2 separate regions of the Homo sapiens genome follow, and region 2 is linked to region 1. A link is an interaction called in ENCODE POLR2A ChIA-PET data of the cell type or tissue named here. Cell type or tissue: MCF 10A. All regions are shown on one strand.

Evidence for each region. ChIA-PET counts read pairs that join two places held together with the same protein. Peaks named below come from ENCODE experiments on the same cell type or tissue, not always from the same donor. Only the 100,000 strongest peaks of a DNase experiment are listed, where the experiment ranks them.
Region 2: POLR2A ChIA-PET joins it to region 1 with 5 read pairs; 2 of 35 experiments call an interaction of 5 or more read pairs at or near these places.

Annotation. Positions count from the first base shown.
Region 1 is chr10:132,901,550-132,906,549 of GRCh38, forward strand. The region is part of intron 22 of CFAP46 (cilia and flagella associated protein 46); the gene reads right to left. Among named protein-coding and RNA genes, the nearest start is that of CFAP46, 39 kb to the right of the region's middle. RefSeq lists an enhancer at 2,831-3,331. In MCF 10A, a CTCF peak has its summit at 2,856 (motif pointing right); a DNase peak (open chromatin) is centred at 2,862.
Region 2 is chr10:132,663,941-132,668,940 of GRCh38, forward strand. All of the region lies in intron 4 of INPP5A (inositol polyphosphate-5-phosphatase A), which reads left to right. Among named protein-coding and RNA genes, the nearest start is that of NKX6-2, 120 kb to the right of the region's middle. RefSeq lists an enhancer at 1,820-3,019. In MCF 10A, no CTCF peak of the experiment used is centred here; a DNase peak (open chromatin) is centred at 2,231.

The DNA of each region.
Region 1 (5,000 bases):
AATCGCTGCCTCTCAGCCCGCCCTGTGTGTTTCCACTGCCCTGCATCTTGCCTCTATATTTATGAAAAATCCCACAATAGGATGCTATTTTTGCTTTAAAAGGTCAAGTGTTTCTTGAAGAATTTAAGAACTGAAAGGGAAAAAAGTCTTTTATGTTTACCCCCAAATTTACCATTTTTGGTGTTTTTCATCTCCTCTAGCATGTCCTCTTCTGAGGATCTGCTGGGAATGGATCCTCTTAGCTCTTATTAATCTTAAAATGTCTTGATTCTGTCTTCATTTGTGAGGACTATTGCTGGCGGATATAGAATTCTAGACTGACAGGTTTTCTTTTTTTAACACTTAAAAACTGTCATCCTTTGTATTCTGGTTTGCATCATTTCTGATGAGAAGTCAGCAGCAGCTCTTGCCCTGGTTTTCCTGTATGCACAAATCCGTCCCCATGCTAACTCCTTTCCAGGATCTGCTCCCGGTCTTTGGTCTTCAGCAATGTGACTACAATTCCCCCACGATGGAGCCAGGTGTGGTTTTCTTTGCGTTTATCCCACTTGGGATTCCTTGAAAGTCTTGGATCTCCAGGTTGATATTTTTAATTCAACTTGTAAAATTTTCAGCCATTATGTTTTCAAACGTGTGTATTTTGGCCTCCCCCTGCTGCCTCTGTCCTCCTGAGACTCCAGTTACACTCAGGTTAGACCCCCTGCTATGGCCCCACAGGTCACAGACGGAAAGCTCTGTGGCCCCACGGGTCACAGACGGGAAGCTCTGTTCATTTAGTTTCTCCGTTTTTCTCCCTGTGCTTCGGTTTTCATAGTCCACTGGCCTGGATTCGAAGTTACTGATCATTCTTCAGCGTCCAGCCTGATGATAACACTCTTCCAGTGGCGTTTGCATTTCAGACACTTTATTTTTCATTTCTAGGAATTCCATTCAGTGATTTTATTATCGGTTCCATTCTTTATTGAAATTCCTGTCTGTACACTAGTTATTTCCATTGAAAATCTGATTATATTGACAGTAGCTGTTTTCAACTCCTCATCTGCTCATGTCAACATACACCACAGCTGGGTCTGTTGGCTGTTTTTTCTATTCTACTCTTTTCTTCCTGGTTATGAGCCACATTTTCTTGCTTTTGCACACATCTAGTAATTTCTTACTTTATGCTGGACGTCGTGAGGGCTCTGCTGCTGAAAGTGTGGATTGTGTCCACTTCCTTTAAAGAGTGTTGGGTTTTGTTCTGACAGGCAGTTAATTACTGGTGGCTCAGCTTCATCCTACTGAGATGTGGTTTAGGCTTTGTTGGGGTGAGTCTGCACTCACCCCATTGCTAAGGTGTGTCTTTCTGAATGCCTGGAGTTCAGTGAGTTACGCCCCAATGTGAGCTGGCCACAGCTCCAACTTCTCTCACCCCATTGCTAAGGTGTGTCTTTCTGAATGCCTGGAGTTCAGTGAGTTACGCCCCAGTGTGAGTTGGCCACAGCTCCAACTTCTCTCACCCCATTGCTAAGGTGTGTCTTTCTGAATGCCTGGAGTTCAGTGAGTTACGCCCCAATGTGAGCTGGCCACAGCTCCAACTTCTCTCACCCCATTGCTAAGGTGTGTCTTTCTGAATGCCTGGAGTTCAGTGAGTTACGCCCCAATGTGAGCTGGCCACAGCTCCAACTTCTCTAGCGCAGGATGGCCTCTGGCATCTTGTCAGCGTACAGACCCCTCCATCCCTGTTTTCTGCCAGGCCTGGAATCTAGTCCTGTGCACACACAGTTTACCACCAGACAGGCACAGACTCATGGGTGGCTCCACAGAACGAGGGCCCCACCCCACCTGCCGCGTCACATCCTGGACACCTCAGCTGCTACAGCCTCAAGCCCTGACCCATTTCTCCCCGCGACTCTTCCATCCATCTGGGCCCAAGCCCTGACCCGTTTCTCCCCGCGACTCTTCCATCTGGGCCCGCTCTCCAGGCTGCAGCATGTGAAGCTCCCTTAGGCAGAATGCGGAGCCCACTTCCGATATTTCCTTCTAGCAAGAATGGCTGCCTGGTACTGCCTGCTGTCCAACAGCTAAAAACAACTGTCTCACGTATATTTTCAAGTTTTACAGTTTTTCTTTTTCACAGCACAAGAGTACGATACCCATTATGCTTTCAAGGCCGGAACTAGGTGACTTTTAAATTTATATTATTAACAACATTAAATATAAATATATTACACATAATAAATATATGATATGTGAATATATATAAAATCACTGTTGGTGATTACGTTAAATAAAAATGTTGAGCTGAGTTGGAAGGTCCAAATGACACTCTTAAGACTATTGTTCTTTACCCATTTTGTGTGTATTTTAATAATCTACATGAAATGTATAATATATATTCCTTGACACTAATAGCATAAATGCGAAACTGATTTGGCAACCACACAGTCACAATTGAGAATATGAACTCATTCGTAACTGCTGTACTTTTCACCAAGAACAGAAAGCCATTTTTGCTATTAGTGTAAAATGCTATCATAAAAGCTACTCTGTGGCAAATTCCATGCTAGAGTTTCTACACATAATTTTCAAAACGGAAAGAAATTAGAATGAAGAACTGAAATATGTGTAAACTTTTTAAAGTATCTCTTACAAAGGCTGGTCGTCTGCTGGATGTGGGCATGGGTCCTGCTGGACTGGGGAAGGGCCTGTGGCTCTGACAGTGACCAGCGAGGTGACCACATCATCTCCTGCTGAGCAGCACGCCTGCGGGTTCTCTCCAGTCTCCTGGCACCCAGGCTGCCTGCACACAGGAGCACCCACCTGCGGTTGGTGGAAAGGCGCCAACACTGCGCCCAGGGCAGAGGGGCTCCCGCTGGGACGCAATGACACCAAGGGCCACTAGAGGACAGCAATGGTCCACAAAGGACTTTCCAAAGTCTTAACGTGGAAATCCAATTTTTCCAGTCTCATATGACTTCTCCTTTTCCCTGTCACCATATGTTTAAATTTACAGCTTTAGCTAATTTAACAGAAAAAATGATTTTTAAGTCAATTTACACAGCAGTGGCACGGCCAGGGCGCCCAGCCCCCACATCCTCCTGTTGTGTGCCGCTCTGCCCTCCACACTTGGGGAAGTAATTGTAACTCAGTTATGAGGAGGCTTTATGCAGCAGCACTCTGCACCCTCACCTCTATGACGCTGTCTTTGTAGTTTATTTCTCTTAGAAATAATGTTTGTTCTGTTTTGTTTGGAGACAGAGTCTCGCTGTGTCACCCAGGCTGGAGCGCAGTGGTACAATCACGGCTTGCTGCAGCCTCGACCTACAGGCTCCTTACGAGGGTGAATGCAGTTCAGCTCACTCAGACCCCCTGCAGCCCCTTCCAACTGACTTGTGTGGCCAGTGACCGCATGACACTTAATCCCCACCTATCACCTTGGCACCTACGACGTCACGCCAGCCTCTCATCTTCTGGTCCCCACTGTGACCCTGGTGACTCACCTTCCCGGTGAGGACCACAACACCCACGCTTCCCTTAGCTCGTCCTTCCTGCTCTACCAGCATATGTTATCTGCGCTTTTCCTTCACTTTTGTATTGTCAAAATCAATCCTTTCCTTTTGTCAAAATGCTTCTTTCTTTGTCAACAAGTTAATCCTAAAAGTGGAATATCAGTGAACACCATGTTTCTCATTGGAGAGTCCGGCTGTAAATGACTTGGTTTCCCGGACTCTCTAACTGGTGTACGCCTCTGAACTGTCCCCATCCGTCCTATGAGGGACTCTGTCTCCCCGCCCTCCCCAGGGTCCTCCTGAGCCACCCAATGCAGTCAGACAGCTCTCTCCGCACAGCGTCCATCTGGGGACAGCTCTTGACTACCTTTCTAGGTTGAATCTGTTATTTCTAGCATCCCACATATCTTTCCTTTTTTTTTTTTTTTTTGGTTTACTTCCTTGTTTTTCTGGATCATATCCTCAAGAAACTTTCTAAAAATGGTGTATGGGAAGTACACTCTCTGGGTCCTTTTGTCTAAAATGGCTTATTTTGACCTGATATGTGACTGATGGTTTGGGTGAGCTTGAATTCCAGGCTGACAATTACCTCCACGTGGAACGTTCTATTTTCTTTTTGCTTCAAGTGGTGGCTGCTGAGAAGGTTGGGGCAGTTCTATTTCCTGCTCCTCTGATCTCAGCCTGGTGTCAGACAGAGACTTCCAGAGACACCTCTGATCCTGGCCTGGTATCTCAGCATGTCCAGAGCCAGGCAGATGTATTTTCAGCCTCAGCACATCCAGGGCCTGAGGGGCCAGGGTGGGTGGCAGGCATCTCCTGCTTATGCCAGAGCTGCAGGGCTGGGGACGCACCCCCAGCCCCACCTGCAAGGAAGGCTAGGGAGGGACATCAAAGGAGGTGAGTTTTCCTTTTGGAAGCAAATTGATTTTTATTACAGGCTGCAGGGAAAATGTAACCTCTAGCCTCCAACAGAGGGATGCCAAAGAGGGGGGCCTGGCATGGAATCCTGTCCATACTGTTTTGGAAGAAAGATCATTTGCAGTGAAAAGCCCGTCGATGTTGGCAAAGAGAAAACAGCGGGACTGGGCTCCAGACCAACTCTGCTCCGGCCCTTTGCTGCCACGCTCTCCCTCTAGCCCCCCTTGTGAACGTGGGGCACCACGCATGGCAGTGCCAGGCCAGCAGGGCAGGGTCCCAGGTGCACAGCTCCTGGCAGGGCTCGCAGCCTCCTGAGCACTCGCAGTCTCACCCCTGCCAAGGCAGTGCTTATAGCCCATCGCCTGGGTTCAGTCCCAGCTCTGCCACTCACCCCAGCTGGGTGGCCTCAGAAGCAACTTGGCCTCTGCCTGCCCATTTCCTGCTCTAGAGCCTGGGAACAGTAGTGCCTGCCAACCGAGAAGAGTGAACGGGGTCCTGGCGCGTGATGCCCCGTCCTGGGCACTGAGAAGAGTGAACGGGGTCCTGGCGCGTGATGCCCCATCCTGGGCACTGAGAAGAGTGAACGGGGTCCTG
Region 2 (5,000 bases), 240 kb before region 1:
AGGCGTGATCGAGTGCCGTGTCACACGCAGCCCAGGAAACAAACACGCCGCGCGAAAGGTATTGGTGAACGAACTGAAAAATTGTAAAGCTCTTAAGGACTTTCATGCTTGTTAGCATTTTTTGACAGAAAATCACTGAAGCAGTGAACATAAAGAAATAGCCATGGTTGATTCACAGTTTAGCTTGTTGTTCTGTTCATTTGGCCTCAGGTGATGTTTCACTTCCGGAGCCCCGTGAGCTGCTCCTTGCTCTGCCTGGCTTTCTTTCCTGTGCAAATTCTTGCGGGTCCCTCAGCTGTGCTCACCCAACCACAGCCTCCCTGGAGATGGGTTTTTATGATTTTGAAGGAGACCGAAGGAAACTGAATGAACAAATATTTTCTCCAAAGCCCGTCCAGGTTTGGCTTCAGATGCTGTGAGCCGTGTGTACATTTCTAGGCTTAATCCACAGAATGAATGTGAGCTTTTATGTCACAGCCTGCCCAGGACCCTGCTGTGTGCCTGGAGGGCACCTGACCTGCTCTTGAGGCTTCACTACCTGATGTCCCAAAGGGAACATCGTGTTTTTCAGTGTGTTCCTGAGCAGATGGGTGTCTACACAGACCTCGCCTGTTGCCCTGTGCGTTTGTGTGATGAGTTGGGGTGTGGCACACCGCTGTGTGGGGGTGGCTGGGCCTCTGAGTGCGCTCTCTCACAGCCACGTCTGCTGGGGCCCACAGCTCCCCATCAGCAGCAGCCCAGAGCTGAGCACAGAAGTGTGGGTGATTTTCATGAGTGCACCTTGCCATTTGGCTTGGCACCTGTTAGAACTGCTATGTGCTCTTTGAAAACCACCCATCCTTCTGTCCCAAGGAAGGTGACAAGCACGATGTTTTCCTGGGAGAAAGTGGCTCCCATCCTGGCCACACATCCCTGTCAGGGCAGCGTTTAGTGCATCCCACCTGTGCACGTAGAGATGCATCCTGCTGTCTTAAGTATCGGAGTCCCCGATGTAGGCTTGTTGGGGTGGCTCAGGTTTTCCCGTTGCAACTGAGGCGTTGAGCAGTCAGGGGCTGCCCCTGCCTGCCCAGAACTTTCCTGAAGTCGTGGCCTGGCAGCGCCCCGCCTGTGCAGGGCAGGTCCCTCAAGGCCAAGCCCTGTTGTGCATGAGGGCACCCCCAGACTGAAGGAAACGAAGCTGGAGCTTCAGAGATCATGCCCACCTGAGGCCTTCCCTCGCCTTTGCAGACACACCTGTGTTTCCAAAGAAGGGGGACAGACGGAGCACTTCACTTCCATCCCGAGAGTGTCTCCCAGACAGCGCACCCCGCAGCGGCCACTGGCTGACCCGTGGCCTTGAGAACACAGGAAAGCCCCCTCTTAGATTCACAGAAACGCCCTTCCTAGGAGTAAACGGATCCTGTGTTTTTCCCCTCGATTCTGTGTCGCTAATTGTTAATTATGACAAAGGAAAAGTGATATTAAGATTCGGGGTATTTGTTTCATTGTGTAATTTCTTCCTTGGTTAAAAGGGAAGAATGGGCTGGGTGTAGTGCTTCACACCTGTAATCCCAGCACTCTGGGAGGCTGAGGCAGGTGAATTGCTTGAGCTTAGGAGTAATCCCAGCACTCTGGGAGGCTGAGGCAGGTGAATTGCTTGAGCTTAGGAGTAATCCCAGCACTCTGGGAGGCTGAGGCAGGTGAATTGCTTGAGCTTAGGAGTAATCCCAGCACTCTGGGAGGCTGAGGCAGGTGAATTGCTTGAGTTTAGGAGTAATCCCAGCACTCTGGGAGGCTGAGGCAGATGAATTGCTTGAGCTTAGGAGTAATCCCAGCACTCTGGGAGGCTGAGGCAGGTGAATTGCTTGAGCTTAGGAGTAATCCCAGCACTCTGGGAGGCTGAGGCAGGTGAATTGCTTGAGCTTAGGAGTTCAAGACCAGCCTGGCCAACATGGGGAAACCCCATCTCTACTGAAAATACAAAAATTAGCCAGCTGCAATGGCGTGCACCTGTAGTCGCAGCTACTTGGGAGGCTGAGGCTGGAGGATCGTGTGAGCCTGGGAGGTGGAGGTAGCAGTGAGCCAAGATCACACCACTGCACTGCAGCCTGGGCAACAGAGCAAGATCCTGTCTCAAAAAAAAAAAAAAAAGAGAAGAATGATATAACCACATTAGTCCTTTACCAGGTTTGCCTTAAAACTGAGTCACTGTGTGCCTGGCCTTTACTCAGCGCTTCCTCCCATGTCGTGACTGTTATAATGCATCATTACTTCCTCACTATGATTCATCTAGGAACTTGGGGGAGTAATTCATAGTCAGGGATATTTATGTTTAAACCGACAGAAAGGGAGAGCCATTTGAACACATTATTCCATGTTTTCACTGGTTTTAAATCTGATTTCTGCTGGCTGGGGGAAACTTGAGGAACTGTGAAGTCATCGTAGGCAGTAGGGAGGTAACGGATAAGGGCCTTTCAAGCATGCAGTGAAGAGACACCAGCTGTACAGCTCCCTCCTGTATGGAAAAGGTGGAATTTAGACAGTTAAAGTATTAAAGTATACATCACTGGGTTTGAAAACAGCCACAAAAAAACCCCTGTCGGATCACCCAAAACCGCTGGCCCCGTGGCGCACCATCCCGAGGCTGCCGACTTTGCAGTGGGGCTCTCTTTCCTTCTGGAGTGCAGCAGCATCTGGAATTGTCTGGGAAAACCCTGAAGGATGGCCCACACCGAGCCGAAACATCTTTCAAACGGAAATTGTTACACTGTGCTCTTCATCTTGAAATTAATGTTTGGTTGTCAATTTTTATTGCTGACCTAATGGATGAAGTCCAGCAATTGCAGCTGTCCCCTTAAAGCGGCCCCCAGCGTGTGCTGTGCAGACCTTCTCGGCAGGCTACCCACCCACCTCATCCGTAAGTGGACTCGGGTAGAGAAAGATATCTGTGCATTGAGAGCTCGTTGGAGATAACTTGAGTCATAATGTGTACTGAGTGTGCTGGGAATCATAGGAGGGTAAAGGTGGTTTTTAAAAAAGTTATTTTCATTAATTCCTCTCACCCCCAACCCCCTCTGCCACCTGGGACAAAAAAATGGCAGGGTCCTGCTGGATGCCGCTTTCCAAGCTGGGGCAGACCCGCCAGTGTTGAGCAAGAGGGAGGTTTCATCTGAGGCTGGCTGAGTTTTATATATCTATTTATGAGATCCAATAATGTAATGATGTGCTTGTCTAATAAATGCTGCTGTACAAGCTCAGGACAGCAGACGTTTCCAGTATGACCTGGATTGTCTAAGCCGCAGCCCCTTTTGGTTGGAGCTCGGCTGTTTAATAAATGTCGGCTGTTCTTCCAACCATCATAATTATTTAAAGGGGCTTCAAAAGAGAGAGAACAAATCAAATCAAGCCATTACTGTTGAAGCTCGTTCTGGAGTTAAGTGTGTTTTTAAAACTGTGGGCCTTGTGCAGAGGCTCCTCCCAGTTTTCATCTATTATCACAATAATTGAGTTTGTAGCTGGAATTAAATTTATCAAATTGCGTTATCCTCTTTAGAAATTGGATAGGCATGCTGGCAGGGCGAGGCAGAAGTTAATCTGCTTTGCTGAAGCCTCCAGTGGCCCTGCACAGCGGGGCTGAAGAGGCCCAGACAGCTTCCTGTCACCCCGGACACGATGTAATTTCTCCTCAATCCCTTGTGCAAATAATGACATTTGAATCGAGCATTAACAGGCTTAATTACTTTAAAATTGTCATTTTAATTTACACTGATATAGTATTGATCATACAAGCAGAGATTAAGCTGTTCAGTGGAGCAGATGATGGGGAATTAAACATTAAAGGGTCCTCAGGGGGCCGTGTGCGCTGCCCGGCGCGAGCCGGAAGAGGGATGATATTTCTCGGTAATGAACTGGCGGCATGCGGGGACATGAATCTTGGGCTCTTGGAAAAGGGGAAATAATGGGGTTTGGGAGGCATTTGCAGGTTATTCATTCGCCGCCATGCACCAATTCTCCAGTGATTCATCCGCCTCACCAACATTTATTTATCCAGCAAATTCCGGAGCTTTGACCTTTTTGCTAAGTACATTGAACATAAGTTGGAGTGGAGATCTTTCAAGTGTAACTTTTACAAGTATTTGTTATTTTTCCTTATTTCTAGGCAACATTAAACAAAGTTATTCAGTTTTTTGAGTGTACTGGAGTCTGCCGGCCTTGCAGGGTTGGTGTGGTGGTGAGGGACTAATGGGCTCCTGCAGCCCAGCCCCACACTTGACTTTTGAAAATTCCAGTGGCAGATCCCAGGCTCAGGTGTCACTGATCCTTTCTTAGGTGAAATGACACGAGAGCCTCACGTTCCTGCCATGGGCTGATGGCCTCGGCCTCCTTTCAGTTGAGGCTTTCTGTTGGTGGTTAGGGGGCAAAGTGACGCCCTGTAACTTATTGATGCTGCCATGGAAAAAATATGGAAATGAAGCAGAACATGAGTTTCTCAGAAGCACATTTGACGGACTTCTTTTGGCGAAAATCAGAGCACTTCAAATCCTGTAACCTCAAACTGTTTCACTTTTCAGAGGTTATATAATAAAAAGTTAAGTGATTGATTTTATAGTTCAGTAGGGAGTGATGAAATTCTTGATCACTATCCATAATGGCTTTATTTTAAACAGTGGGCTAGAGATTTAATTAAAGCATGATCAGGGAAATGAAAAAATGTTGATATTTCTCCTCAAATTAAACATGAATTTGCACAGGGAGCATTAGAAGGGCTTATCATTCCTCCTGATGTTTTTATTCTCTTCCGTAGGATTTAAAAGCTTGCGGCCCACTTCACCCCTCTCTGAATAGCTCAGGGGGCTTCAGCCCCTGTTGACCGTGCTCTGGGTTTGGTCCATTTCTGTGGCTTTCTTTAAAAACTGCCGAGCTCCATCGCACGACCACCACTGCTGGCGTTTATTGAGCGTGTACTGCTTGTGAGGCTTTGTTCTGGGGGATCATTTCCCCACTTTATCTTTGGGGTGCCG